2 separate regions of the Homo sapiens genome follow, and region 1 is linked to region 2. A link is an interaction called in ENCODE POLR2A ChIA-PET data of the cell type or tissue named here. Cell type or tissue: Panc1. All regions are shown on one strand. Each heading gives the region's core, and the rest is flanking DNA. Links, peaks and the distances in the headings are about the cores only.

Region 1 (15,996 bases), core at 326-8,325, 110 kb after region 2:
AGCACTTTGGGAGGCCAAAGTGGGAGGATTGCATAAGGCCAGGAGGTCATGACCAGCCTGTGCAACATAGAAAGACCCCATCTCTATAAAAAATAAAAATAAATTAGCTGGGCGTGGTGGCATGCTCCTGTAGTCCCAGCTACTGGGGAGGTTGAGGTGGGAGGATTGCTGGAGCCCAGAGGTTTGAGGCTGCAGTGAGCTGTGATTGTATCACTGCACTCTAGCCTGGGTGCCGGAAAAAAAAAAAAAGAAAAGAAAAAAAGAAAAAAAGTCAAGTCAGACACATTCACTGCATAAACACTGATCATCCTTACGTGACCACTCAGAAAGCTCACAGTCACTGAATCTTATAATTCTTGATAATGACACGAGTTGCATTTTTGCTTTCTTCAAACGACCCCCAAGGAAAGAGAAGCCTCCGGACCAGAAGCTGGTTGTTCGCAGCTCTAGGGACAACTGTGAGTTGGAAACCAGGAGTGCTAAGATTTCTCCTCCCTCCTCCGAACCCACATTCTGCCACCAGAATGCCAGTTCCTGAGTTCCTAGCAGGAGCAGCCACCTCCAGTCCCCTCCGGGCATCAGCCAGGACTACAAAATGTGTCCTGCCAGGCCAAGTCCAGCCCTCCAACCTCAGTTCATGACCCCGGACCTTGTCATTCTGTCCACTCTCCCAGCCCCGAATTTCTCCTAAAAGATTCTCTCTTTCAAATCTCTGCTCTGGGCCGGGTGCTGTGGCTCACACCTGTCATCCCAACACTTAGGGAGGCCAAGGTGGGAGGATGGCTTGAGGCCAGGAGTTTGAGAGCAGCCTGGGCAACATAGTAAGACTCCATCTCCACAAAAAACAGACGAGCAATTTCTGCTCTGGACCCCAAGGCTTTGCAACAGCTTTCTTTTTCTTTTCTTTGAGACGGAGTCTCCCTCTGTCCCTCAGGCTGGAGTGCAGTGGCGCGATCTTGGCTCACTGCAAAGTCCGCCTCCTGGGTTCAAGCGATTCTCTTGCCTCAGCCTCCCCAGTAGCTGGGACTACAGGTGTGCGCCACCACACCCGGCTGATTTCATGGCAGCTTTCTCTAAGTGTAGCAATCTTGCTACTTCCCTCTCCCTGTGTGGCTCTGGGCCCTGCCCCTGCCCTCTCTGAAACCTCACTGTGACCCATTCTTCCTAGATGTCCTCACCCAGTGTGATTTTGAGGATGACGCCAAACCCCTCTGTGACTGGTCCCAAGTGTCCGCAGACGATGAAGACTGGGTTCGAGCCAGTGGGCCCTCTCCCACCGGCTCCACCGGGGCCCCCGGGGGGTACCCTAACGGAGGTGAGGGGCTATGGTTTCCAGGGGACCATGAGCAGGGAGGTGGCTGGGAGGCGGGAGTGGCTAGATGGAGAGAGAAGGGAGGCAGCCAGACCTGGATGCCTGGGCTCTGAGAAGGGGATGGGTGGGGGCAGCCCTCAGAGGTGGCTGGGCCTCAGTGTCTTGGGCTCTGCCTCCCCCAGAGGGCAGCTATCTGCATATGGAATCGAACAGCTTCCACCGTGGGGGAGTGGCCCGCCTGCTCAGCCCCGACCTATGGGAGCAAGGCCCCCTCTGTGTGCACTTTGCCCACCACATGTTCGGGCTGTCTTGGGGCGCCCAGCTCAGGCTGCTGCTGCTCTCGGGTGAAGAGGGCCGCCGCCCCGATGTGCTCTGGAAACACTGGAACACCCAGAGACCCTCCTGGATGCTCACCACCGTCACTGTGCCCGCAGGGTTCACCCTGCCCACCCGGGTAAGGCCGGGGACAAATTGTGGGACCTCGGGGGGGAGTCTGGGTGTTGGAGAGCCTGAGGGTGGGGGTGTGGCAAAAAGGGATTGTGGGGGCCAAGCCATCTGAATTCAGGAAGAAAACTAGGAGCCAGGAGGCCTGGCTGAGGGGCTCATGGGGTTGGGGTCCCCTTATCCTCTTGCAGCTGATGTTTGAGGGAACACGGGGTAGCACTGCCTACCTGGACATCGCCCTGGATGCCCTCTCTATCCGCCGGGGCTCCTGTAATCGCGGTGAGTCCCTGTCCCTCCTCCCGCCTGCCCTCGGACCCTTTTCTCTCCGTCCTTGCACAACAAGAAGAGGATCCAGGGCGGGCGCGGTGGCTCATGCCTGTAATCCCAGCACTTTGGGAGGCCGAGGCGGGCGGATCACGAGGTCAAGAGATAGAGACCTTTCTGGTTAACACGGTGAAGCCCCGTCTCTACTAAAAATACAAAAAATTAGCCGGGCGCGGTGGCGGGCGCCTGTAGTCCCAGCTACTTGGGAGGCTGAGGCAGGAGAATGGCATGAACCTGGGAGGTGGAGCTTGCAGTGAGCCGAGATCGTGCCACTGCACTCCAGCCTTGGCGATGGAGTGAGACTCCGTCTCAAAAAAAAAAAAAGAAGAATGAGAAAGGAGATGAGGAGCTGGCTGTATTGGGTCTGCCAGGTAGAGCTATTAGGGCTTTGACTCTGGAAGCAGCCGTGCCTAAAGAGAGGTCTCGGCCCAGCACAGTGGCTCAGGCCTGTAATCCCAGCACCTTGGGAGGCCAAGGTGGGAGGATGGTGTGAGGCCAGGAGTTTGAGATCAGCCTGGGCAACATAAGGAGACCCCCATCTCTACAAAAGAATTTATTTATTTATTTATTTATTTATTTGAGACGGAATTTCACTCTTGTCACCCAGGCTGGAGTGTAGTGGCACGATCTCGGCTCACTGCAACTTCTGCCTCTTGGGTTCAAATGATTCTCCTGCCTCAGTCTCCCAAGTAGCTGGGATTACAGGTGCCCACCACCATGCCTGGCTAATTTTTGTATGTTTAGTAGAGCCGGGGTTTCATTGTGTTGGCAAGGCTGTTCTAGAACTCCTGACCTCAGGTGATCCACTCACCTCAGCCTCCCAAAATGCTGGGATTACAGGAGTTAAGTCACCGTGCCAAGAACTTTTTAAAAATTAGCTCGGCATGGTGGCGCACACCTGTAGTCCTAGCTACTTGAGAGGTTGAGGTGGGAGGACCGCTTGAGTCCAGGAGTTCGAGGCCGCAGTGAGCTATGATCACACCACTGTACTCTAGCCTGGGTGACAGAGACCCTGTCTCTAAAAAAGAAGAAAACATTATATCTTCCCTTCTTTCTTTCCTCTCAGTCTGTATGATGCAAACATGCAGCTTTGACATTCCAAATGACCTCTGTGACTGGACCTGGATCCCAACTGCCTCCGGGGCCAAGTGGACTCAGAAGAAAGGGTCATCAGGAAAGCCAGGCGTGGGGCCTGATGGCGACTTCTCTAGCCCTGGTAGTGAGTAGCGGCCATGCTTCTGTCCCTTGACTTTCTGGGCACCAAGCACCCTACGATAATTGCCCTGGGACGGTCTGTCATGAACACCTACAGCTTCAAGCCTCTTACCAGCTCAAGTTTCACGCAAGAAGCTGATTTCAAGCACCCAGCCAGCCTCCCCCACCACCGCCCTACAAGCTCTACCTGGCAGACCCAATACAGCCAGCTCCTCATCTCCTTTCTGTGGCTCTTCTTCTTCTTCTTTCTCTTCCTCTTCTTCTTCTCCCTCTCCCTCTCCCTCTCCCTCTCCCTCTCCCTCTCCCTCTCCCTCTCCCTCTCCCTCTCCCTCTCCCTCTCCCTCTCCCTCTCCCTCTCCCTCTCCCTCTCCCTCTCCCTCTCCTTCTCCTTCTCCTTCTTCTTTTTCTTTTTTTTTTTTTGAAGCAGAGTCTCGTTCTGTCACCCAGTCTGGAGTGCAGTGGCGTGATCTCTGCTCACTGCAACCTCTGCCTCCTGGGTTTAAGCAATTCTCCTGCCTCAACCTCCCAAGTAGCTGAGACTGCAGGCGTGCACCACCATGCCCGGCTAATTTTTGTATTTTTGGTACAGACAGGGTTTCACCATGTTGGCCAGGCTGGTCTCGAACTCCGGACCTCAAGTGGTCCACCTGCCTCAGCCTCCCAAATGCTGGGATTACAGCGTGAGCCATTGCTTCTGGCCCCTTTCATTCTTCATTCATTCAAGAAATACTGAGCACCTACAATATGCCAGGTGCTGTCCTAGGCACTTAAAATACACCAGTGCAGAAAACAGACAAGGAAGAGTAGGGTGTGGTAGCGGGGGGGCAGTTACCGACACAAAGTAAATATAGTTATAAAGTGAGCGATGCTACTGGGAAAATAAAAAGTCAAACAAGTTTGGAGCCAAGTGCACTGGCTCACGCCTGTAATCCCAGCGCTTTGGGAAGCTGAGACGGGAGGATCACCTCAAGTGATCTGCCCACTTTGGCCTCCCAAAGTGCTGGGATTACAGGCGTGAGCCACTGTGCCCCGCCGTGAGTTATCAATTATTTATTTATTTATTTTGGAGACAGAGTCTCGCCCTGTCTCCCAGGCTGGAGTGCAGTGGCTCTATCTCGGCTCACTGCAAGCTCCGCTGCCCAGGTTCAATTGATTCTCCTACCTCAGCCTCCTAAGTAACTGGGACTACAGGTGTACACCACCACGCCCAGCTAATTTTTGTGTTTTTAGTAGAGACGGGGTTTCACCACGTTGGCCAGGCTGGTCTTGAACTGCTGACCTCAGGTGATCCGGCCACCTCGGCCTCCCAAAGTGCTGGGATTATAGGCGTTGAGCCACTGTGCCTGGGCGAGTTACCGATTTTAAATAGGCTGGTCAGAGTAGGTCACATTCAGGACACATTTGAGCACGAACTTGAAAAAGGTGAGGTAGTAGCAGAGGACATTCCAGGCTGAGGGGCCAGCTGTGCAAAGGTCCTGAGGTAGCAGTGGGGCTGTCGGGGAAGGAGGGGATCAAGGCACAGCAAAGAGCCATGTGGCCAGCATGAAGAGGGTGACCTGAGATCCACAGGAGCGGCAGATCACATAGAGCCTTGAAGGCCATTGTCAGGACTGTGGCTTTCCTATTCTGTGTGAATGGGGAGCCTTTGCAGGATTTTGAGCAGTGACTTGATCTGACTTATTTATTTTTTTTTTTTTAATTTATTTTTTTATTGATAATTCTTGGGTGTTTCTCACAGAGGGGGATTTGGCAGGGTCATGGGACAATAGTGGAGGGAAGGTCAGCAGATAAACAAGTGAACAAAGGTCTCTGGTTTTCCTAGGCAGAGGACCCTGCGGCCTTCCGCAGTGTTTGTGTCCCTGATTACTTGAGATTAGGGATTGGTGATGACTCTTAACGAGCATGCTGCCTTCAAGCATCTGTTTAACAAAGCACATCTTGCACCGCCCTTAATCCATTTAACCCTGAGTGGACACAGCACATGTTTCAGAGAGCACAGGGTTGGGGGTAAGGTCACAGATCAACAGGATCCCAAGGCAGAGGAATTTTTCTTAGTGCAGAACAAAATGAAAAGTCTCCCATGTCTACTTCTTTCTACACAGACACGGCAACCATCCGATTTCTCAATCTTTTCCCCACCTTTCCCGCCTTTCTATTCCACAAAGCCGCCATTGTCATCCTGGCCCGTTCTCAATGAGCTGTTGGGCACACCTCCCAGACGGGGTGGTGGCCGGGCAGAGGGGCTCCTCACTTCCCAGTAGGGGCGGCCGGGCAGAGGCGCCCCTCACCTCCTGGGCGGGGCGGCTGGCCGGGCGGGGGGCTGACCCCCCCCACCTCCCTCCCGGATGGGGCGGCTGGCCGGTCGGGGGGCTGACCCCCCACCTCCCTCCCGGACGGGGCGGCTGGCCAGGCAGAGGGGCTCCTCACTTCCCAGTAGGGGCGGCCGGGCAGAGGCGCCCCTCACCTCCCGGACGGGGCGGCTGGCCGGGCAGGGGGGCTGACCCCCCCACCTCCCTCCCGGACGGGGCGGCTGGCCGGGCGGGGGGCTGACCCCCCCACCTCCCTCGCGGACGGGGCAGCTGGCCGGGCAGAGGGGCTCCTCACTTCCCAGTAGGGGCGGCCGGGCAGAGGCGCCCCTCACCTCCCGGACGGGGCGGCTGGCCGGGCAGGGGGGCTGACCCCCCCCACCTCCCTCCCGGACGGGGCGGCTGGCCGGGCAGGGGGGCTGACCCCCCCCACCTCCCTCCCGGACGGGGCGGCTGGCCGGGCGGGGGGCTGACCCCCCCACCTCCCTCGCGGACGGGGCGGCTGGCCGGGCAGAGGGGCTCCTCACTTCCCAGTAGGGGTGGCCGGGCAGAGGCGCCCCTCACCTCCCGGATGGGGCGGCTGGCCGGGCAGGGGGGCTGACCCCCCCCACCTCCCTCCCGGACGGGGCGGCTGGCCGGGCGGGGGGCCGACACCCCCACCTCCCTCCCGGACGGGGCGGCTGGCCGGGCGGGGGGCCGACCCCCCCACCTCCCTCCCGGACGGGGCGGCTGGCCGGGCAGAGGGGCTCCTCTCTTCCCAGTAGGGGCGGCCGGGCAGAGGCGCCCCTCACCTCCCAGACGGGGCGGCTGGCCGGGCGGAGGGCTGACCCCCCCACCTCCCTCCCGGACGGGGCGGCTGGCCGGGCAGAGGGGCTCCTCACTTCCCAGTAGGGGCGGCCGGGCAGAGGCGCCCCTCACCTCCCGGACCGGGCGGCTGGCCGGGCGGGGGGCTGACCCCCCCACCTCCCTCCCGGATGGCACGGCTGGCCGGGCGGGGGGCTGACCCCCCACCTCCCTCCCGGATGGGGCGGCTGGCCGGGCGGGGGGCTGACCCCCCCTCACCTCCCTCCCGGACGGGGTGGCTGCCGGGCGGAGATGCTCCTCACTTCCCAGATGGGGTGGCTGCTGGGCGGAGAGGCTCCTCACTTCTCAGACGGGGCAGCTGCCGGGCGGAGGGGCTCCTCACTTCTCAGACGGGGTGGTTGCCAGGCAGAGGGTCTCCTCACTTCTCAGACGGGGCGGCCGGGCAGAGACGCTCCTCACCTCCCAGACGGGGTCTCGGCCGGGCAGAAGCGCTCCTCACATCCCAGATGGGGCGGTGGGGCAGAGGTGCTCCCCACATCTCAGACGATGGGCGGCCGGGCAGAGACGCTCCTCACTTCCTAGATGTGATGGCGGCTGGGAAGAGGCGCTCCTCACTTCCTAGATGGGATGGCGGCCGGGCGGAGACGCTCCTCACTTCCCAGACTGGGCGGCCGGGCAGAGGGGCTCCTCACATCCCAGACGATGGGCGGCCAGGCAGAGACACTCCTCACTTCCCAGACGGGGTGGCGGCCGGGCAGAGGCTGCAATCTCGGCACTTTGGGAGGCCAAGGCAGGCGGCTGGGAGGTGGAGGTTGTAGTGAGCCGAGATCACGCCACTGCACTCCAGCCTGGGCACCATTGAGCACTGAGTGAACGAGACTCCGTCTGCAATCCCGGCACCTCGGGAGGCCGAGGTTGGCGGATCACTCGCGGTTAGGGGCTGGAGACCCGCCCGGCCAACACAGCGAAACCCCGTCTCCACCAAAACCAGTCAGGCGTGGCGGCGCGTGCCTGCAATCGCAGGCACTCGGCAGGCTGAGGCAGGAGAATCAGGCAGGGAGGTTGCAGTGAGCCGAGATGGCAGCAGTACAGTCCAGCTTCGGCTCCGCATGAGAGGGAGACCGTGGGGAGAGGGAGACGGAGACGGAGACGAGGGAGAGGGAGGGGGAGGGGGACGGGGACGATCTGACTTATTTTTTAAGGATTTTTTTTGTGTTGAGAATCCACTGAGGAGAACAGGCAAGGGTCGATGCAGAGAGGCTGTTTAGGAGGCTTTTGCAAAAATCCAGGCGACACTCTTTCTTTTTCTTTCTTTTTTTTTTTTTGAGACAGAATCTTGCTGTTGCCAGGCTGGAGTGCAATGGCACGATCTCAGCTCACTGCAACCTCTGCCTTCCGGGTTCAAGCGATTCTCCTGCCTCAGCCTCCCGAGTAGCTGGGATTACAGGTGTGCGTCACCATGCCCAGTTAATTTTTTGTATTTTTAGTAGAGATGGGGTTTCACCATGTTGGTCAGGGTGGTCTCGATCTTCTGACCTCGTGATCCACCCACTTGGCCTCCCAAAATGCTGGGATTACAAGCGTAAGCCACCATGCCTGGCTGATATTCTTTCTTTCTATGCACCCAAGTCTATCCCTAGCTTCTTTCCACCACCTCCCTGTGCACTCAGCTGAGCTTCTTTCTCTTTCTACTGTTGACTTCTTCCTTTTCTCTCTCACACAACATTCACTTTCTCTCTTAATCTTCTCACACAGCCCACATTTCAACCCCTCACTGAGCCAAGCACTGTAGGTCAAGCATAGAGGGTTCTGCTCCCTAATTTCCTGAGTTTATAATTCTTATTTTTGAATTTAAAAAAATGTTTTTAAAAACTAGGCCAGGTGCAGTAGCTCATGCCTGTAATCCCAGCACTTTGGGAGGCCGAGGTGGGCAGATCACTTGAGGCCACGAGTTCAAGACCAGCCTGGAACATATAGTGAGATCTTGTCTCTACAAAAAATACAAAAATTAGCCCAGTGTGGTGGCACACACCTGTAGTCCCAGATACTCGGGAGGCTGACGTGGGAGGACTGATTGAGCCTGGGAGGTGGAGGTGGCAGTGAGCTGTGATCGCACTACTGCACTCCAGCCTGGGCGACAGAGTGAGATTGTGTCTCAAAATAAATAAATAAATAAAAATAGAGATGGGGTCTTGCTACATTGCCCAGGCTGGTCTCAAACTCTGGGCCTCAAGCCATCTTCCTGCTTCGGCCTCCCAAAGTGCTTGAAGTACAGGTGTGAGCTGCCACGCCCAGCCTATATCTCTTTGTTCTTCTTTTCCCTTAATACTTATCCTTTCTCAATCCATTTCCTCCCTTCCACTTTACCATTTCCACACTTTATTTTATTTTCTTTATTTGTAAAGATGGGGTCTTGCTATGTTGCCCAGGCTGGTCTCGGACTCCTGGCCTCAAGTGATCCTCCTGCCTCTGCCGTATTTTCTTTTCTGTTTTTCCCCATCTTTTCCTCTCTCCACTCCATCAGTGTCCACTTGGACTCCTGCACTCCTGTCTCTGATCTTTCCTGCTGCCTAAACTTTGTTTTCTAGAAGGGCCCTGGCCAGGCGTGGTGGCTCATGCCTGTAATCCCAGCACTTTGGGAGGCGGAGGCAGGTGGATCACCAGAGGTCAGGAGTCCGAGACCAGCCTGGCCAACATAGCGAAACCCGTCTCTACTAAAAATACAAAAAATTAGCTGGGCTTGGTGGTGTGCACCTGTAATCCCAACACTCGGGAGGCTGAGGCAGGAGAATTGTTTGAACCTGGGAGGCGGAGGTTGCAGTGAGCCGAGATAGCGCCACTGCACTCCAGCCTGGGCAACAGAGTGAGACTCCATCTCAATAAAAATAAATAAATAAATACGTACATAAATAAATAAGGCCTTAAGAAGCCCTGGCCCCACCTTCACTGAAAGCCGACCAGCCCTCTCTGCAACCCCTCAGCATTTAGCACCGTGTACCGCGCCCAGCAGCTTCAGTAAATGCTGGTTGGCTTTTTATTTTTCCTTTCTTTCCCTTTCCTTTTCCATCTTGCTCGCTTCCTTATATTTTCTTCACCTTTCACTTCTTTTTCTCCCATTTCTCCTCTTCTGTTTCTCATAGGTCTCCTTGGTTTTTTTTTTGTTGTTGTTGTTTGTTTGTTTTTTGAGACAGTCTCGCTCTGTCGCCCAGGCTGGAGTGCGGTGACGCGATCTCAGCTCACTGCAACCTCCGCCTCCCGGGTTTAAGCGATTCTCCTGCCTCAGCCTCCCGAGTAGCTGGGATTACAGATGCCCGCCACCACGCCCGGCTAATTTTTGTACTTTTAGTAGAGACGGGATTTCGCCATGTTGGCCAAGCTGGTCTAGAACCCCTGACCTCAGGTGATCCGCCCGCCTCGGTCTCCCAAAGTGCTGGGATTACAGGCGTGAGCCACCGCGCCAGCCCGTGTCCTTGATTTCTCTTTCATCATTTTCCCACTTCCTTTCCTTTCCCTTCCCTCTTCCTTCCCGGTTGTTTCCTTTCTTCTCCTTCCTCCCGCCCATTCCCGCCATTCCAGCCTCTTCGCCGCCGCTCAGGATCCCACCTTCGGCAGGAGTGAGCGCGCGCCAGGCAAGACTCCCTTGGACTCGGGCGTGAGCACGCACGCGAGCGCGCTCCCCACGAGTGGCAGCCGCTTACATTTTCTTTTTCGCTACCAGTTGCGTCACCTAGCGAGGTCCACGCTGATTGGCTGTCTGAGCTGGGGGCCGAGGTGGTGTTGGGTGAGAGGGGGTTTGCCTCTTGCTCCTCTGTGTCAGAGCCGCTGTATCTCTCGCCAGTTTGCGTGAATAGGTTATGTCCAGCGGGTAAAGAAAAGGAAGAGGCAATCGGGTGTAGTGGCTCAAGCCTGTAATCCCAGCACTTTGGGAGGCCAAGGCGGGAGGATTGCTTGAGGCCAGGAGTTCAAGACCAGCCTGGGCAACATCGTGAGACCGCCCATCTCTTAAAAAAAAAAAAATTAGCTGGGCGGACTCCAGGTCCGCACCTGGAGTCCCAGCTACTCAGGAGGCTGTGGCAAAAGGATTGCTTGAGCCTAGGAGTTTGAGACCTGTGCCACTGCACTTTAGCCTGGGCAACAGAACCATACCTTGTCTCAAAAAAGAAAAAGGAAAAAAGAAAAGGAACAGGCTATGACTCTAGTGGACCTTAAGAGTTAGCACCCAGGCCAGATGTGATGGCTCATGTCTGTAATCCCAGCACTTTGGGAAGCCAAGGTGCGTGGATCATTTGAACCTAGGAGTTCAAGACCAGCCTGGGCAATGTGGTGAAACCCTATCTTTTCAAAAAAAAATGCAAAAATTAGCAGGGCGTGGTGGCGCACACCTGTAGTCCCAGCTACTTAAGGAGGCTGAGGCGGGAGGATCACCTGAGCCCGGGGAGGTTGAGTCTGCAGTGAACCATGAGAGCCATGATTGCGCCACTGCACTCCAGACTGGGCGACAGAGTGAGACTGTCTCAAAAACAAAAACAAAACAACAACAACAAAGAGTTAGCACCCAAAGGTCAAAGTTCTAGTTGCTGCTTTGGAGAAGGTGTCCGCCGCTTCCCATGGCAGCGCCGGGTCCTTACCCAGCCCAAGCATTTCTAGGAAAAGTTGAAGACCTCAGTCAGTTGGGATAGGACCACCTCAGTGCTGCCTGATTCTAGGCTGCTGTTGGGGATCCCCAGAGACAAGTCCACAGCCTCCTCAGGGCCCTATCTCTGCTGCCATCTTCCCTCAATTCCATCCACCCCAGTTCCCTGGCCTTTTGCTTCACAGGTGGCTGCTACATGCTCCTGGACCCCAAGAATGCAAGACCTGGGCAGAAAGCTGTCCTCCTGAGCCCCGTGAGCCTGTCCTCTGGCTGTCTGAGCTTTTCCTTCCACTACATCCTCCGGGGCCAGTCTCCTGGTGCAGCCCTCCACATTTATGCTTCAGTCTTGGGTTAGAGCGGAGAATTAATGGGATTTACACTGATCTGGGCGCATCTCCCAGGGTTGGCTTGATGGGGAAACATGGGGCATCCCTCAGGGTCTAGGGAGGTCTGGAATATGTGCGAGACTATTCCATGAAGTGGAAATCATGGCTGGGAGGGCACTTTGGGAGGCCGAGGCAGGCGGATCACGAGGTCAGGAGATCGAGACCATCCTGGCTAACATGGTGAAACCCCGTCCATACTAAAAATACAAAAATTAGCTGCCTGTAGTCCCAGCTACACGGGAGGCTGAGGCAGGAGAATCGCTTGAACCCGGGAGGCGGAGGTTGCAGTGAGCCGAGATCGCGCCACTGCACTCCGGCCTGGTGACAGAGCAAGACTCCCTCTCAAATAAAAAAGAAAGTTGTGCTGGCCTGGCACAGTGGCTTATGCTTGTAATCCTAGCACGTTGGGAGGGTGAGGCTGGTGGATCACCTGAGGTCAGGAGTTCGAGACCAGCCTGGCCAACATAGAGAAACCTTGTCTCTACTAAAAATACAAAAATTAGCCAGGTGTGGTGGCACACGCCTGTAATCTCAGCTACTCAAGAGGCTGAGGCAGGAGAATCGCTTGAACCTGGGAGACAGAAGTTGCAGTGAGCCAAGATAGTGCCACTGCACTCCAGCCTGGGCAACAGAGCAATACTCCATCTCAAAAAAAAATAATGAATAAATAAAATAAAAAAGAAGATTGTGCTTTCATTTGGTGGTAATCGTCCCCAGCTATGCCCTCTGCTCCTCATCCTCCTAGGTATAGTTCAAAGTCGTTTCCCAGTCCCCTTAAGCTCACTTCTCCTTCCAATTCCTTTCACTGCAGGGAGTATCCGGAAACACACTCTCTTCTCAGGACAACCTGGGCCCAACTGGCAGGCTGTTTCTGTCAATTACACAGCCGTGGGACGGATACAGGTACAGAGAAGCAAGGGGTCAGGTCCTTGCACATGGTAGGCACACCCAATGTTGAAATAAATTGAGGGGCCTGGTGCTGTGGCTCATGCCTGTATTCCCAATACTTTGGGAGGCTGAGGAGGGAGGATCGCTTCAGGACAGGAGTTCAAGACCAGCCTGGGCAACATAGAAAGACCCCATCTCTACAAAAAAATACAAAAATTAGGCGGGCACAGTGATGTGTGCCTGTAGTCCCAGCTACTAGGGAGCCTGAGGTGGGAGGATCACTTGAGCCCTGGAGGTCAAGGCTGCAGTGAGCTATGATCACACCACTGTACTCCAGCCTGGGCAATAGAGCAAGACTCTGAAAAAAAAAAAAAAAGAAAGAAAGAACTGAATTGAGGGTCTGGGCACAGGGAGTAGGGATTCTGGGTCCTGGAATGGAGTCGAGTTAGATCAGGGGCTTGGGGGTGTGGGCTGTGTGCTCACTCCTGCTCCATCTCCCTTTCTCTCCAGTTTGCCGTGGTAGGCGTTTTTGGAAAGACCCCAGAGCCAGCTGTGGCAGTTGATGCAACCAGCATTGCTCCTTGTGGGGGTGAGAGCAGGCCCTGAGAGGCCCGGATCTCTCAGAATCCGGGGTGGGCTGGGGGAGGGCTGGAGAGCGTCACTCAACTTGCTCAAATATCCTATTTTGATCCCCCAGAGGGTTTTCCTCAGTGTGACTTTGAAGACAACGCCCATCCCTTCTGTGACTGGGTCCAGACTTCCGGGGATGGTGGACACTGGGCCCTCGGACATAAAAATGGACCCGTCCATGGCATGGGCCCTGCGGGAGGTTTCCCTAATGCAGGTGAGGAGATTGAGGAGCGCTCACGCCAAGAAATCACTCAGTCTGCTCCCAGGTAGCAGGCTGGCTGCTGTGACTGATGGGAGACGTTGTTTCAGGCAGTGGGAAGATCAGTCCACAGGTGTTTTTTCGGAAGTTTCCATGGTACTGGAATTGTGGAGATAGCAGAGTAACTTAAAGATTCTCAGGGCTGGGGGGTCACTGAAATCCTGAGAAAACCCAGGCATCTCACTTCATGGAGCCCAAAGCTTCAAAACCCACCACCTCATTTTCAGTCTAGACGTTTATGAGTGGCTCATGCCTGCAATTCCAGCACTTTGAGAGGCCGAGACGGGAAGATTGCTTGAGCCCAGGAGTCTGAGCTCAGCCTGGGCAACATAGTGAGAACCCCATCTCTAGAAAAAAAAATTTTTTTTTAATTAGCTAGATGTGGTGGTGTGTGCTTGTGGTCCCACCTACTTGCGAGGCTGATGTGGGAGGATCGCTTCAGCTCAGAAGTCAAGGCTGCAGTGAGCTATGATTGAACCAGTGCACTCCAGCCTGGGCAACAGAGCAAGACCTTGTCTCTAAAAATTAAAAATAAAAAAATAGGCCAGGCATGGTGGCTCACGCCTTTAATTCCAGCACTTTGGGAGGCCGAGGCAGGTGGATCACTTGAGGTCAGGAGTTCGAGACCAGCTGGGCAACATAGTGAAACCCTGACTCCACTAAAAAAAATGTAAAAATTAGCCGGGAGTGGTGGCGTGCACCTGTAGTCCCAGCTACTCAGGAGGCTGAGGCAGGAGAACTGCCTGACCCCAGGAGGTGGAGACTGCAGTGAGCTGAGATCGCACCACTGCACTCCATCCGGGGCAACAGAGTAAGATTCTGTCTTAAAAATATATAAAAAGAGGCTGGGCGCAGTGGCTCACACCTGTAATCCCAGCACTTTGGGAGGCCAAGGAGGGCGGATCACAAGGTCAGGAGATCGAGACCATCCTGGCTAACACGGTGAAACCCCGTCCCTACTAAAAACACAAAAAATTAGCCAGGCATGGTGGTGGGCGCCTGTAGTCCCAGCTACTCGGGAGGCTGAGGCAGGAGAATGGCGTGAGCCCGGGAGGCAGAGCTTGCAGTGAGCCGAGATCACGCCATTGTACTCCAGCCTGGGTGACAGAGTGAGACTCCGTCTCAAAAAAAAAAAAATATATATATATATATATATATATACACACACACACATATATATACACACATATATATATACACACACACACATATATATATATAAAGAAATAATTTTTTAAAAAGACAATAATGAGGGTGGGGTGCAGTGGCTCACACCTGTAATCCCAATGCTTTGGGAGGCTGAGACGGGTGGATCACTTGAGGCCGAAAGTTCAAGACTAGCCTGGCCAACATGGTGAAACCCCACCTCTACTAAAAACACAAAAATTAGCCAGACATGGTGGTACACACCTGTAATCCCAGCTACTTGGGAGGCTGAGGCAGGACAATCGCTTGAACCTGGGAGGTGGAGGTTGTAGTGAGCTGAGATCGTGTCACTGCACTCCAGCCTGGGCAACAGAGCGAGACTCCATCTCAAAAAAACAACACACACACACACACACACACACACACACACACACACACGACATTAATGAATGTAATCTAGGTTGCTGGTTTGTTATTCCCTTTTTTTCTTTTTTGAGATGGAGTCTTGCTCTGTTGCCAGGCTGGAGTGCAGTGACGTGATCTTGGCTCACTGCAACCTCCACCTCCGGAGTTCAAGCAATTCTCCTGCCTCAGACTCCCGAGTAGCTGGGACTCCAGGCACGGGCCACCACGCCCAGCTAATTTTTGTATTTTTAGTGGAGACGGGGTTTCACCATGTTGGCCAGGATGGCCTTGATCTCTTGACCTCGTGATCCGCCAGCCTCGGCCTCCCAAAGTGCTGGGATTACAGGCATGAGCCACCGTGCCTGGCCGCTTTTCCCTTTCTTTGTGATCCCACCTTCTTTAGTTAGATGTCTAAAATGAGCAGAAAAAATAATGCTACGACCTGGGAAATTTGAGTGTTTGCTCAGATTCCCGTTCAGAAAGCAAAGCTTTGCTAAAGCAGCAGTTGGCATGTCCTGTGCAGGCTTCTTACCTTGCCTGTTCCCTTCCTTTGCCTAGGGGGTCACTATATCTACCTTGAGGCTGACGAGTTCTCCCAGGCAGGCCAGTCAGTCAGACTGGTGAGCCGGCCCTTCTGCGCCCCAGGTGACATCTGCGTGGAGTTCGCATACCACATGTATGGCCTTGGGGAGGGTACTATGCTCGAACTCCTCCTGGGAAGTCCTGCGGGGAGTCCCCCGATTCCTCTCTGGAAACGCGTGGGGTCTCAGCGCCCTTACTGGCAGAACACCTCCGTCACCGTCCCCTCAGGACACCAACAGCCCATGCAGGTGAGAGACGGAGGCGGGGGTCCTGTCTGTGTGAGGTGAGAGGGCCAATGCCTGGGATCTGGGGGCGCCACCAGTGCTGAAGAGGTGGAAAGCTGGAAAGAGAGCCGAGAAAAGGGGAACTTCGTGTTACAGAAAGTGAGAAAGGGGCCGGGATGGGGCTGGACTGTTGAGGCTGGAACAAGGCGACATTTTGGCAGAGAACAGATTCTATGCCCAGTGGAATCACAGAGTTGCTGGAGATTCATTTTTGTTTCTCTCTCCGTCTCTCTCCCTTGTCGCCTTTAGCTTATTTTCAAGGGCATCCAGGGAAGCAACACGGCCTCTGTGGTTGCTATGGGTTTCATCTTGATCAATCCTGGGACTTGTCCAGGTAAGACCAAAGCCCAGGCTCCAGGAAGGGGGCGGTGCCCTGAG
Region 2 (11,017 bases), core at 2,600-10,599:
CTCGCTCTGTCTCCCAGGCTGGAGTGCAGTGGCACGATCTCGGCTCACTGCAACCTCCGCCTTCAGCGTTCAAGCGATTCTCCTGCCTCAGCCTCCAGAGTAGCTGGGATTACAGGCACCCGCCACGACGCCCGGCTAATTTTTGTATTTTGAGTAGAGACGGGGTTTCTCCGTGTTGGCCAGGCTGGTCTCGAACTCCTAACCTGAAGTGATCCGCCCGCCTTGGCCTCCCAAAGTGCTGGGATTACAGGTGTGAGCCACCACGCTAGGCCTCCCCTTCTATCTCTAGAACCCCTAAGCCTGCATGTAGTTCTCCCGAGTCTTCCTTCCTCACCCATTCAGTGAATGCTCAAAGCCTCAAAGAACAATCTATCGCCCTGCTGTTCCCTTCTTAACACCACACCTCCCCACACCGAGTCATTCTCCACCCCCACCAATGTCCACAGCCCAGAGACGAAGGTCAAGGGGACAGTCCAGTCCTCATGAAAAGCCTGGCTTTCCTCCCTCTGACGCAGCTGCTGTTCCGTCTTTCCTGAGACGGCCTTGCTCCTGACCTAATCTCCTCCCTCCTTTCTGCCAGCCTCTCCTAGTTTCCTAGCCTCTCCTAGCCCCATCTCTGGTTTGTTCTGCTTCCACCCGTGGGCAGGTCTCAAAGTTCCACCTCCCTCTTCTCTGTACCTATTAAATTATCATTGCCTGGGCACCGCCCCAGTAAAATCAGAATCTCTAGGGGGTGATCTCAGATGCTCACATCTTTTATTTTTAGAGACAGGGTCTCACTGTCACCCAGGCTGGAGTGCAGTGGTGCAATCACAGCTCACTGCAACCCAAACCCCAGAGGTCAAGTGATCTTCCCGCCTTAGCCTCCTGAGTAGTTGGGAGTGCAGGCACGTGCCACCATACCCAGCTGATTTTCAGATGCTCACATCTTTTTAAGGCCTCCATCATTCACTCACAGAGCTCATCTGTGCCCCTGATGTCAACCAGGACCTCTGTGGGGACAGATGCCAAATCTCCCCACCCAGTGACCCACTGGAATCCTGCCCTCCAGCCATCTGGACCTCCCCACTGGGTTTGGGAGCACCTGGACATATCAGTACCGATCTCTTCCCAAACCTGGGCGTTGGGCCCACACTCATGTGGCCCATGGCTTTCTGCAGGTGTCAAGCTGTCACCCTCAAAGGGGAGTGAGCATGGGGTGAGCACAGGCTTTGAAGGTAGACTACCTGGCCTCCAATTTCGGCTCTTCCACTTACTAACTATATGATTTCAGGTAAGTTTCTTAGCCTCTCCTAGCCCCAGTTTCTGGATATAATACTAGCAACCTCAGCGCTGGGGGAAGCAAATGAAATAAATCCTCTAGCATGTGGTAACCTTCTACTATGGTAACTGCAGCTGGGCACAGTGGCTCATGCCTGTAATCCCAGCACTTTCAGAGGCTGAGGCGGGTGGATCATCTGAGGTCAGGAGTTTGAGACCAGCCTGGCCAACATGGCAAAACCCTGTCTCTACTACAAATACAAAAAATTTAGCCAGGTATGCTGATGTGTCCCTGTAATCCCATCTAGTCAGGAGGCTGAGGCACAAGAATAGCCTGAACCCAAGAGGCGGACGTTGCAGTGAGCCAAGATCGTGCCACTGCCCTCCAGCCTGGGTGACAGAGCAAGACTCTGTCTCAGAAAACAAAACCAAACAAACAAACAAACAAACAGGCCGGGCACAGTGGCTGATGCCTGTAATCCCAGCACTTTGGGAGGCCAAGGTGGGTAGATCACGAGGTCAAGAGATCAAGACCATCCTGGCCAACATGGCGAAACCCCGTCTCTACTAAAAATACAAAAATTAGCTGGGTGTGGTGGCACATGCCTGTTGTCCCAGCTACTCAGAAGGCTGAGGCAGGAGAATAGCTTTAACCCGGGAGGCGGAGGTTGCAGCGAGCCGAGATCGTGCCACTGCACTCCAGTCTGGTGACAGAGCGAGACTCCGTCTCAAAAAACAAACAAAAACAAATGGCAACTGCTATTTTATTATTCTTCTATTCTAAGACAACTATTATTATTATTCTCCTCCTCTTCCCTCAACATCAAATCTGTCAATTTCTCCTTCTAAACACCTGACATCGGTCCAGTCCCCACCTATGAGCATTTGCTCCCACCTGCCACTCTCAAGACATTTGCAATCTGACCAAAATCACTCCTAAAAACTCTACTTTGTTGTCCAGCATGGTGGCTCCTGCCTGTAATCCCAGCACTTTGGGAGGCCAAGGTAGGAGGATTACTTGAGCTCAGGAGTTTGAGACCAGCTTGGGCAATGTATGGAAACCCTCATCTCTACAAAAATAAAAATAAAAAATTAGTCGGGTGTGGTGGTGTGCACCTATAGTCCCAGCTACTCAGGAGGCCAAGGTGGGAGGATCACTTGAGCCCAGGAGTTCAATACCAGTCTGGGCAACACAGTGAGACCTCATTTCAAAAACAAAAACTCCCAGCCGGGCGCAGTAGCTCACGCCTGTAATCCTAGCACTTTGGGAGGCTGAGGTGAGCAGATCACTTGATGTCAGGAGTTCAAGACCAGCCTGGCCAACATGATGAAACCCCTTCTCTACCAAAAAAAAAAAAAAAAAAAAAAATTAGGCATGGTTGTGCGCGCCTGTAGTCCCAGCTACTCGGGAGGCAGAAGTGGGAGAATCACTTGAACCCGACAGGCAGAGGTTACAGTGAGCCGGGATCGCGCCACTGCACTCCAGTCTGGGTGACATTAAGACACTGTCTCCAAAAAATAAAGAAAGAAAAATAAATAAAAATAAAAACTCCCCTTTGCTCACATCACCTCTCTGCTCAAAAACCTCTCTAATTTCCTTGATGCTAAGACCCTTAACATCCAAACTTCTAATCCTGGTGTTCGAGGCTCCCCACAGTTGATCGATAACACCACATTTGGTGGTCCCCTCCCCTCTGCCTCTTCATGGGGCCCCTGTTCTGGCTCTGCTGGTCCACACCCCGCTTCCAAGTAAAACCAGACTGATTTCACTGCCACACCCGAATTCTGGTCTCTCCACCCTGAAATGTCCTCTTTACTTTGCATCAATCCACATCCTGCCTGTTCTTCAAGATCCAAGTCACAGTCTAAAGCCAAGGTCAGCAAACTTTTTCTGTGAAATGCCAGATAGTAAATATTTTAGATTTTGCAGGCCATGCTGCTTTTATTGCAGCTACTTAACGTTGCTGCTATTACACAAAAGTAGCCATAGAGAGCGTGAAAACCAATAAGCATGGCTGTTTCAATAAAACTTTATTTACAAAAACAGGGAGCAGAGGCTCACGCCTGTAATCCCAGCACCTTGGGAAGCTGAGGTGGGAGAGTCGCTTGAGCCCAGGATTTTGAGACAAGCCTGGACAATATAGTGAGATCCCATCTCTACAAAAAATTTTAAAAATTAGCGGAGTGTGGTAGTGTGTCCTTGTAGTCCCAGCTACTCAGGAGGCTGAGGTGAGGTGAGAGGATTGCTTGAGCCCGGGAGGTGGAGGTTGCCGTGAGCCCAGATCATGCTACTGCACTCCAGCCTGGGCAACAGAGTGAGACCGTCTCAGAAAAAAAAAAAACAAAAAAACAAGCGGCAGTTTGAATTTGGCCAATGGGCAGTAGTTCACCAACCCCTGGTCTAGAGCCATAAAATTCACTGGGTCTGGCCCAATCCTGTATTGCAGGCTCTGAAGTCCTGAGTCCTTCCCTCTCCATCCCTGAGCCTGAGTCATGCATCTTTTTCTTTTTCTTTTTCTTTTTTTTTTTTTTTTTGAGATGGATTTTCGCTCTTGTTGCCCAGGCTGGAGTGCAATGGCGTGCTCTCGGCTCACTGCAACCTCCATCTCCCAGGCTCAAGTGATTCTCCTGCCTCAGCCTCCTGAGTAGCTGGGATTACAGGCGTGTGCCACCATGCCCAGCTAATTTTGTATTTTTAGTAGAGACGGGGTTTCTCCATGTTGGTCAGGCTGGTCTCGAACTCCTGACCCCAGGTGATCCGCCCACCTCAGCCTCCCAAAGTGCTGAGATTACAGGCGTAAGCCACCGTGCCTGGCCTAAGTCATGCATCTTACACGCAGGTCCCTTTTATCCCTGGTGGGGACAGGGGTATGGCAACTTTGAAAGGTGGGTGTTTTTGTCTTCTGCATGCTGACACAGCTGAGGTTAAACCAAGATCTGTGAATGAGAATGAACCATACCCAACCTATTGCCTCACCCCAGGGTCACCCCTGTTCCAGTAGAGGAGGCAAAGGTTAAAGAAGAATGAATGGAGAAAGAGATATAAGAAGGAGAGGAGAAGGCCAGGTTCAGTAGCTCACGCCTGTAACCCCAGCAATTTGGGAGGCCGAGGCAGGAGGATCACTTGAGGCCAGGAGTTTGAGACCAGCCTGGGCAACATGGTAAAACCCTGTCTCTACAAAAAATAGAAAAATTTAGCCGGGCGTCATGGCACGTGCCTGTACTCCCAGCTACTAGGGAGGCTGAGGTGGGAGGATCACTTGAGCCCAGGAGTTGGAGGTTGCAGTGAGCAGAGATGGTGCCACTGCACTCTAGTCTGGGCAAGGGAGAACGAGCAAGAGCAATAGGTTTGTAAATGGCCAAGGGGGACAGGCAGAGGGCACAAGCAGGAAAATGCAAGGAGGAGAGATAACATGAGCCTCCAAGGGGTAGCCATGCTGGCTCTGAAAACCGTGAGTGTGTGTGCACAAGTGGCTCTGTGTACACTGCAGTTCCCAGCTCACCCCACACTCATTGAGGATGATCCTGTTTACTATTTTGCCCTGCAGACCTTTCCCCATGGCCACAGTCCCTACTCACCCATTTCTTGACATCAAAGGGTTGAGGGGTTGAGTTCTTGGAGTAAGAAAATGGAAGGAAGTGGAGGAGTTGGAACTGGAGGTGGGGTGTGGGCTGCAAAGGATTCAAAGCTAAGCAGAAGGGATTGGTGAGGGAATAAGCTCTTGTTTAACTTTCACGTGACACCTCCTCCAGGCAGCCTTTCTGGATTTCACCCATTTCATTATCAGAAGGAAAACAGCTCTCTTACTCTGAATATCTTTAGCCTTCTGCACTTCCCAGCCTGTAACCTCGTATTGTGGACCAGTGTGGACATGCTTTTTCTTTCCAGAAGGGTCGAGGAGGCAGTGGGAGCTATAGGAGGGGAGTCAGCGGGGAGGGGTGGGGGAGGGTGGATTGTCCCAGTTCTGCCAGGCGTAAACCAGGCGACTGTGGCCAAGAGGCTGGCCCTCCCTGTCCATTTCATCACTTTGATCGCTCGGGTCCTCCAGCCTGACCGATCTATGAGCACTGCGTGTCCAGGACTGGGAAGAGAGCATCCAGAGGACCGGGACTGTGTAGGCGGGGAGAGAGAGGAGCGCGCAGACGGGGCCAGGTCCAGGAGGTGGAGCCCCAGGGGAGGGGCGGGACACTGGGGGCGGGGCGAGGAGGGCGGGGCCTCACCCGCATTATGCGCACGTTGTACATGCGTGTCAGTCGCTCGTCTCTCTCCTCCGAGCTGTAGATCTCCTGCCGCAGCTTTTCCGCCGCCCGGATGTAGTCCCCCCGCGCCGAGTACACCCACTGCAGGGTCAGCCCGCGGGCCTGGGGTGGGGAGGCGCGGGCTGGGGCTGGCGGCAGGGGCCAGGACCCCCGCCTAGCATGGGGACAAGGACCCCCGCCTAGCATGGGGAAGGGGGCTGGGACCCCTGGCCGCAGGAGGGAGGAGGTAGACGAGGACAGAGTGCTGGAGGCAGGATGAAGGGAGTGGGGAGAAGATCCTGCACCTGCCAGGTTGGGCGATGGCACATGCTGGGGGCTGGGAGACTGGAGGCAGGGGGTTAATGGGCTGGATTGCCAGAGAGGACCTAGACCCCAGGGAATGCAGAGAGAAGGGGCTGGACCCCCTGGCCTGGGCAGTGCCTCCCACTCCCAGAGACCAAGAGCGGGGTGGGCCTCTTGAACCTTGAGGTCCCCAGAGAACTCGTTGAGGTTCCCGATGTGCCTGAGGACGACGTCCCCGTAGCGGCCGAAGTCGAGGGGCAGCAGGCGATCGTGGCTGAGCCGGATGAGGAGCTGCCCTGCGAGCTGGGCCACGGCCTGGGCCACGGCGGGCAGGCGGCCTTGCAGCACCTTATGCAGGTTCTCATAAGTGTCCTCCTTTGTGTGCAGGAATGGGTAGGCCTGGTCGTCCTGCCAGGACAGGGTGGACGCTGGGGCGGAGGCAGACAGGCTGAAGGACTAGCGCTGTGTCTGGGGCAGGGGGAGGACGTCTCACCTCCATAAAGGAGAACTCGACGGCAGGGACTCCCACAAAGGCCGTGAAGGAATAGGCACTGCTGTCCATGGGTAGGGGCCGGATCCTGGGGGCAGGTGGGTTGGAGCGATCTGTGGGTTCAGGCTCCCCCACATCCCTCCCCAGCTCTCCCTACCCCCCCAACTTACACCTCAGCATCCCAGCTGGGATTGGTGAACACCACCTGTTCATAGAGAGTCTGCCCACTGTGGTTGGGAGAATCCACCTGGGGGTTGGGGAAGGGCACTGATCAGGCTCTGCTCCTCCCCGCAACCTACTCCCCTTCACCCCCTATTCCTGGGGTGCTCTTGCCTGCTTCAGGACACTCTCAATGAGACTTGTCAGAAGGGGGCTGGTCTTGGCATGAAACTTGTCATCCCCTGGAAAAAGGGGAGGGGAGGGATGCCAGGCTCAGGGCTCAGCCCCAGAGGCAAGGGTGGACCCCAGGGGGCCAGGTGGTGGCACTGCCCCAGCTCACCCAGCACTGCGTTGTCCAGGCTCACGTACACTACGGCTTTGAGGTGCAGCACGCTGAGGTAGCCCTGTGGGTGGGTGACCAGTGTGGAGTGGGAACCCCCCACCCCCACCTCTCCCCAATGCCTAACGACCTGCCCGGGACCCCGTATCACCTCTAGCCACTCCGTGGAGCCCACGCTTCCAAAGTCACCACCGTCCCAGCTGATGAAGAGGAGACTTCTGCGGGGCCGGAAGCCTGGGGACAGAGGGGAAGGAGGACAGGCTTAGCAGGGGCCAAGCAAAGACCCTCCCCTTGTCTTCTTCTGTCCTGGTCCCCCAGGGTCTCTGTTTCTCTGTCTCTCTCTCTGAGACAGGATCTCACTCTCTCGCCCAGGCTGGAGTGCAGTGGTGCAATCATGGCTCAATGTAGCCTTGACCTCTCAGGTTCAAGTCATCCTCTTGCCTCAGCCTCCCAAGTAGCTGGGATTACAGGCATGCACCACTAAGTCCAGCCAATTTTTAAAAAACTTTTGTAGAGATGCAGTCTCCCTATGTTGCCCAGGCTGGTTTTGAATTCCTGGTCTCCAGCGATTCTCCTGTGTTGGCCTCCCAAAGTGCTGGGATTACAGGCATGAGCCATCACGTCCAGCCCAACATGCTTAATCTTGACACAGACCCATGGACTATGATTATCATTCATGTCACTTTTTTTCTTTTCTTTTCTTTCTTTTTTTTAGAAGGAGGCTCATTCTGTTGCCCAGGCTGGAGTGCAGTGGTGCGATCTCGGCTTACTGCAAACTCCGCCTCCCAGGTTCAAGCGATTCTCCTGCCTCAGCCTCCCTAGTAGCTGGGATTACAGGCGCCCTCCACCACGCCTGGCTAATTTTTGTATTTTTAGTAGAGGGTTTCACCATGTTGGCTAGGCTGGTCTCAAACTCCTGACCTCAGGTGATCCATCTGCCTCGGCCTCCCAAAGTGCTGGGACTACAGGCGTGAGCTACCGCACCCGGCCTCACTTTCATTTTTAGGTGACGAAATAGAGGTGAAGTGACTGGCCCAGGGCCACTCAGGTACAATGTGGATGCCGAGGTCCAAGTGACCACTGGCCAGTCTGTGTCCCTCACTGCCTCTCTGCCCTATCCTCCTCGGGCCACAGGCCCACCGCTGCCTAGCCCAGGCCCAGGCCCTGGCCCTGACCTTACCGTTGCTCACCATGGAGGAAAAGGTCCGCACCAGCTCCAGGAGTATAGCCGTCCCCACAGCGGATTTAGCTGCTCCTGGGCCCCATGCATCCCTCTGGGCCCCGATGACAACGTAGTGATCTGGGGAGGGGATGTTTGGGACCCACTTCTGACACTGCACCCTGCACCCTGGGGGCATCCTCCATCTGCCTGTGTCTCTCAGCCCATCACAATTCCGGCAACCCTAGCCCTGCAGTCCCTCCAGTCCCTAAAGAGGGCGCCCCTCCCCACTTGGCCCTTCCTGGATGGTGTGCTCCTTCAGCTGGGTGCCTGAGGTCATTCTGGACTTACAAGGTTTCTGTCACCCAGGCTGGAGTGTGCAGTGGTGTGATCATAGCTCACTGCAGCTTCAAACTCCCTGGCTCAAGCCATCCTCCTGCCTGAGCCTCCCAAGTAGCTGGGACCACAGATGTGTGCCACCATGCTCGGCTAATTTCTTTTACTTACTTACTTATTTATTTATTTAATTTATTTTTTGGAGTCTCGCTCTGTTGCCCAGGCTGGAGTGCAGTGGCACGATCTTGGCTCACGGCAAGCTCCACCTCCCGGGTTCACGCCATTCTCCTGCCTCAGCCTCCTGAGTAGCTGGGAGTACAGGCGCCTGCCACCATGCCCAGCTAATTTTTTTGTATTTTTAGTAGACAGGGTTTCACCATGTTAGCCAGGATGGTCTCGATCTCCTGACCTCATGATCCGCCCACCTCGGCCTTCCAAAGTGCTGGGATTACAGGCGTGAGCCACCGCACCCAGCCAATTTCTCTTATTTTTAAATTTTTTGTGAAGTCTTGGCTTTGTTGCCCCATCTGTCAATTACTTATTTTAATTCTCCACTGCCATCCACATCTAGCTATGCTTGAAAGGGCCATCTATGCTTCTATCTAATCTGATCTGATCTTTCTTTCATGCTTGAGTCTTCCTTCCTTCCTTCCTTCCTTCCTTCCTTTCTCTCTCTCTCTTTCTTTCTTTTTTTCTTTCTCTTTCTCTCTTTCTTTCTTTCTCTTTTTTTTCTTTTTCTTGAGACAAAGTCTTGCTCTGTTGCCCAGGCTGGAGTGCAATGGCACAATCTCGGCTCACAGCAGCCTCCACCTCCTGGGTTCAAGTGATTCTCCTGTCCGAGCCTCCGGAATAGCTGGAATTACAGATGCATGCCACCGGGCCCAGCTAATGTTTGTATTTTTAGTAGAGACGGGGTTTCACCATGTTAGCCAAGCTGGTCTCAAACTCCTGACCTCAAGTGATCCACCTGCCTGGGCCTCCCAAAGTGCTGGGATTACAGGCGTGAGCCACCACACCCGGCCCATGCTTGAGTTTCTATTACAACATCATCCAACTTAGGCTTACTCACTTCCAGTGCTGGGGAGCTCACTACTGGGCAACAACCCCCATTCCATCACTAGACAGGCTGGAAGGTGAGGTCTGTTCACTGCTGCCACCATCAGACCCAGTTCAGCCTCAACTTGCCAGCTTCCCTCCTCTGGGCACCACTCCTGTCCCCTCTTGGGGCCTCCTGCACCAGCCCCCTATCTTGCCAGGGTGTATGGGCAGAAATTCCCCCAGCCCACCACCAGCTGTGAGTGATACTGGACACACAGCATACCTGGCTCTGAGCGGCCTTCGATGCAGCCGAAGATGTTGTTGATGGGGGTGGAGGTCCTGTGATTGTTGACCACTAGCCGCAGTCGTGGCCCGGGGCCCAGGTGATAAGGGGAGCCTAGGAGGCTCCCCTGCCATTCTTGGGGGGCCACAGGGCCTTTGAGCTTCCTGGAGAGGAGGAAGGCAGAAAGGGGGAAGTTGTAGAGAGACCCAGAAGAGTCCAAATCACTCTTTTCCTTATTTCTTTCCCTCCCACCCTTTCTGGCTCCAGATCGCTGCCTCTGGACGCTGCCTGGGTAGGGCAGTGCAGTCAGGGCTGCCTTGGATGGTTCTCAGCTGAGGTAGGTGTGCAATCCAGTGGGAACTTTAGTTGCCAGACAGTAGACCCTGGAGAAAGGCTGTGTCCATCCAGAAGAGTCACTTTTTTTTTTTTTTTTTTTTTTTTTAAAGAGTCAGGGTCCCGGCCAGGCATGGTGGCTCACACCTGTAATCCCAGCATTTTGGGAGGCCGAGATGGGCGGATCACTAGGTCAGGAGTTCGAGACCAGTCTGGCCAACATGGTGAAACCCTCTACTAAAAATACAAAAATTAGCCGGGCGTGGTGGGGGGGCACCTGTAATCCTAGATACTCTGGAGTCTGAGGCAGAAGAATCACTTGAACCCGGGAGGTGGAGGTTGCAGTGAGCCAAGATTGCACCACTGCACTCCAGCCTGGAAGACAGAGCAAGACTCCATCTCAAAAAAAAAAAAAGGTCAGGGTCTCTCTGTCTCCCAGGCTGGAGTGCAGTGGTGTAGTCATGGCTCACTGCAGGCTTAAACAAGAGTCACCTTTTTCTAGTTCACCCACAATCACCCTGTGGCCTCGCTGCAGCCTTCCTCTCTCTGCTTCCTCCTCTTCTGGTCCCCAACACTCCCCTCACCTCAGCAGGCGGGAGGCAATGTCTGCACTGATGGGCTGGGCTGGGATGCTGGGAAGGCCTGATGATGCAACTGGAGGGAACTGGGTTTGATTGAAGGAAGGGAAGCCAGGTGTGTAGGGGTCTCCAGTTCCCAGGTGCACCTGCAGGGAAAGGGGTGCCCACGCAAAGCTGCGAGCTGGGCTTCCAGGAAAAACGAAAAACATGCCAGCCCTATTCTGAGCAAGAAGGTGTGGCCTCGGGACCTGGGAACAGCACGACCAGCCTCCCCAGACTCACATGTCCATACACTGCCTGCTGGCTGGACAGGCTTGGCTTGGGTGGGTCCTGGGAGAAGTCCGCTGGCTCTGGGTATATGAGCACTCCTTGAGCCCCGAAGTCCTGAGCATTGGTCACCTGGGGAGGAAGGTGACTAGAGGACTCCTCCCAGAAAAAAACCCGATTCATAAGGGCAGGAGAAACCAGGAAATGGCAAGGCCTTTGCTTGCAACTGTCC

Evidence for each region. ChIA-PET counts read pairs that join two places held together with the same protein. Peaks named below come from ENCODE experiments on the same cell type or tissue, not always from the same donor. Only the 100,000 strongest peaks of a DNase experiment are listed, where the experiment ranks them.
Region 1: POLR2A ChIA-PET joins it to region 2 with 8 read pairs; 6 of 35 experiments call an interaction of 5 or more read pairs at or near these places.

Annotation. Positions count from the first base shown.
Region 1 is chr7:100,735,315-100,751,310 of GRCh38, forward strand. It overlaps ZAN (zonadhesin), which reads left to right. Exons shown (of 48, transcript NM_003386.3): 3 at 406-458; 4 at 1,169-1,315; 5 at 1,495-1,766; 6 at 1,948-2,035; 7 at 3,147-3,299; 8 at 11,224-11,388; 9 at 12,236-12,327; 10 at 12,823-12,901; 11 at 13,010-13,156; 12 at 15,311-15,582; 13 at 15,868-15,952. Among named protein-coding and RNA genes, the nearest start is that of ZAN, 9.7 kb to the left of the region's middle. RefSeq lists an enhancer at 9,962-10,011. In Panc1, for the core only: no CTCF peak of the experiment used is centred there; no DNase peak of the experiment used is centred there.
Region 2 is chr7:100,621,282-100,632,298 of GRCh38, forward strand. TFR2 (transferrin receptor 2) reads right to left here. Exons shown (of 18, transcript NM_003227.4): 7 at 10,801-10,917; 8 at 10,525-10,664; 9 at 9,608-9,771; 10 at 7,972-8,091; 11 at 6,943-7,025; 12 at 6,792-6,855; 13 at 6,626-6,693; 14 at 6,463-6,539; 15 at 6,296-6,380; 16 at 5,983-6,210; 17 at 5,482-5,622. LOC124901709 (a long non-coding RNA gene) reads left to right here and starts at 841. Exons shown (of 3, transcript XR_007060454.1): 1 at 841-1,273; 2 at 9,875-9,944. LOC124901710 (a long non-coding RNA gene) reads right to left here and starts at 5,469. Exons shown (of 2, transcript XR_007060455.1): 1 at 5,069-5,469; 2 at 3,273-4,949. RefSeq lists enhancers at 5,152-5,916, 5,325-5,619, 5,917-6,679 and silencers at 5,415-5,554, 5,615-5,674. In Panc1, for the core only: no CTCF peak of the experiment used is centred there; no DNase peak of the experiment used is centred there; H3K4me3 peaks cover 742 bases.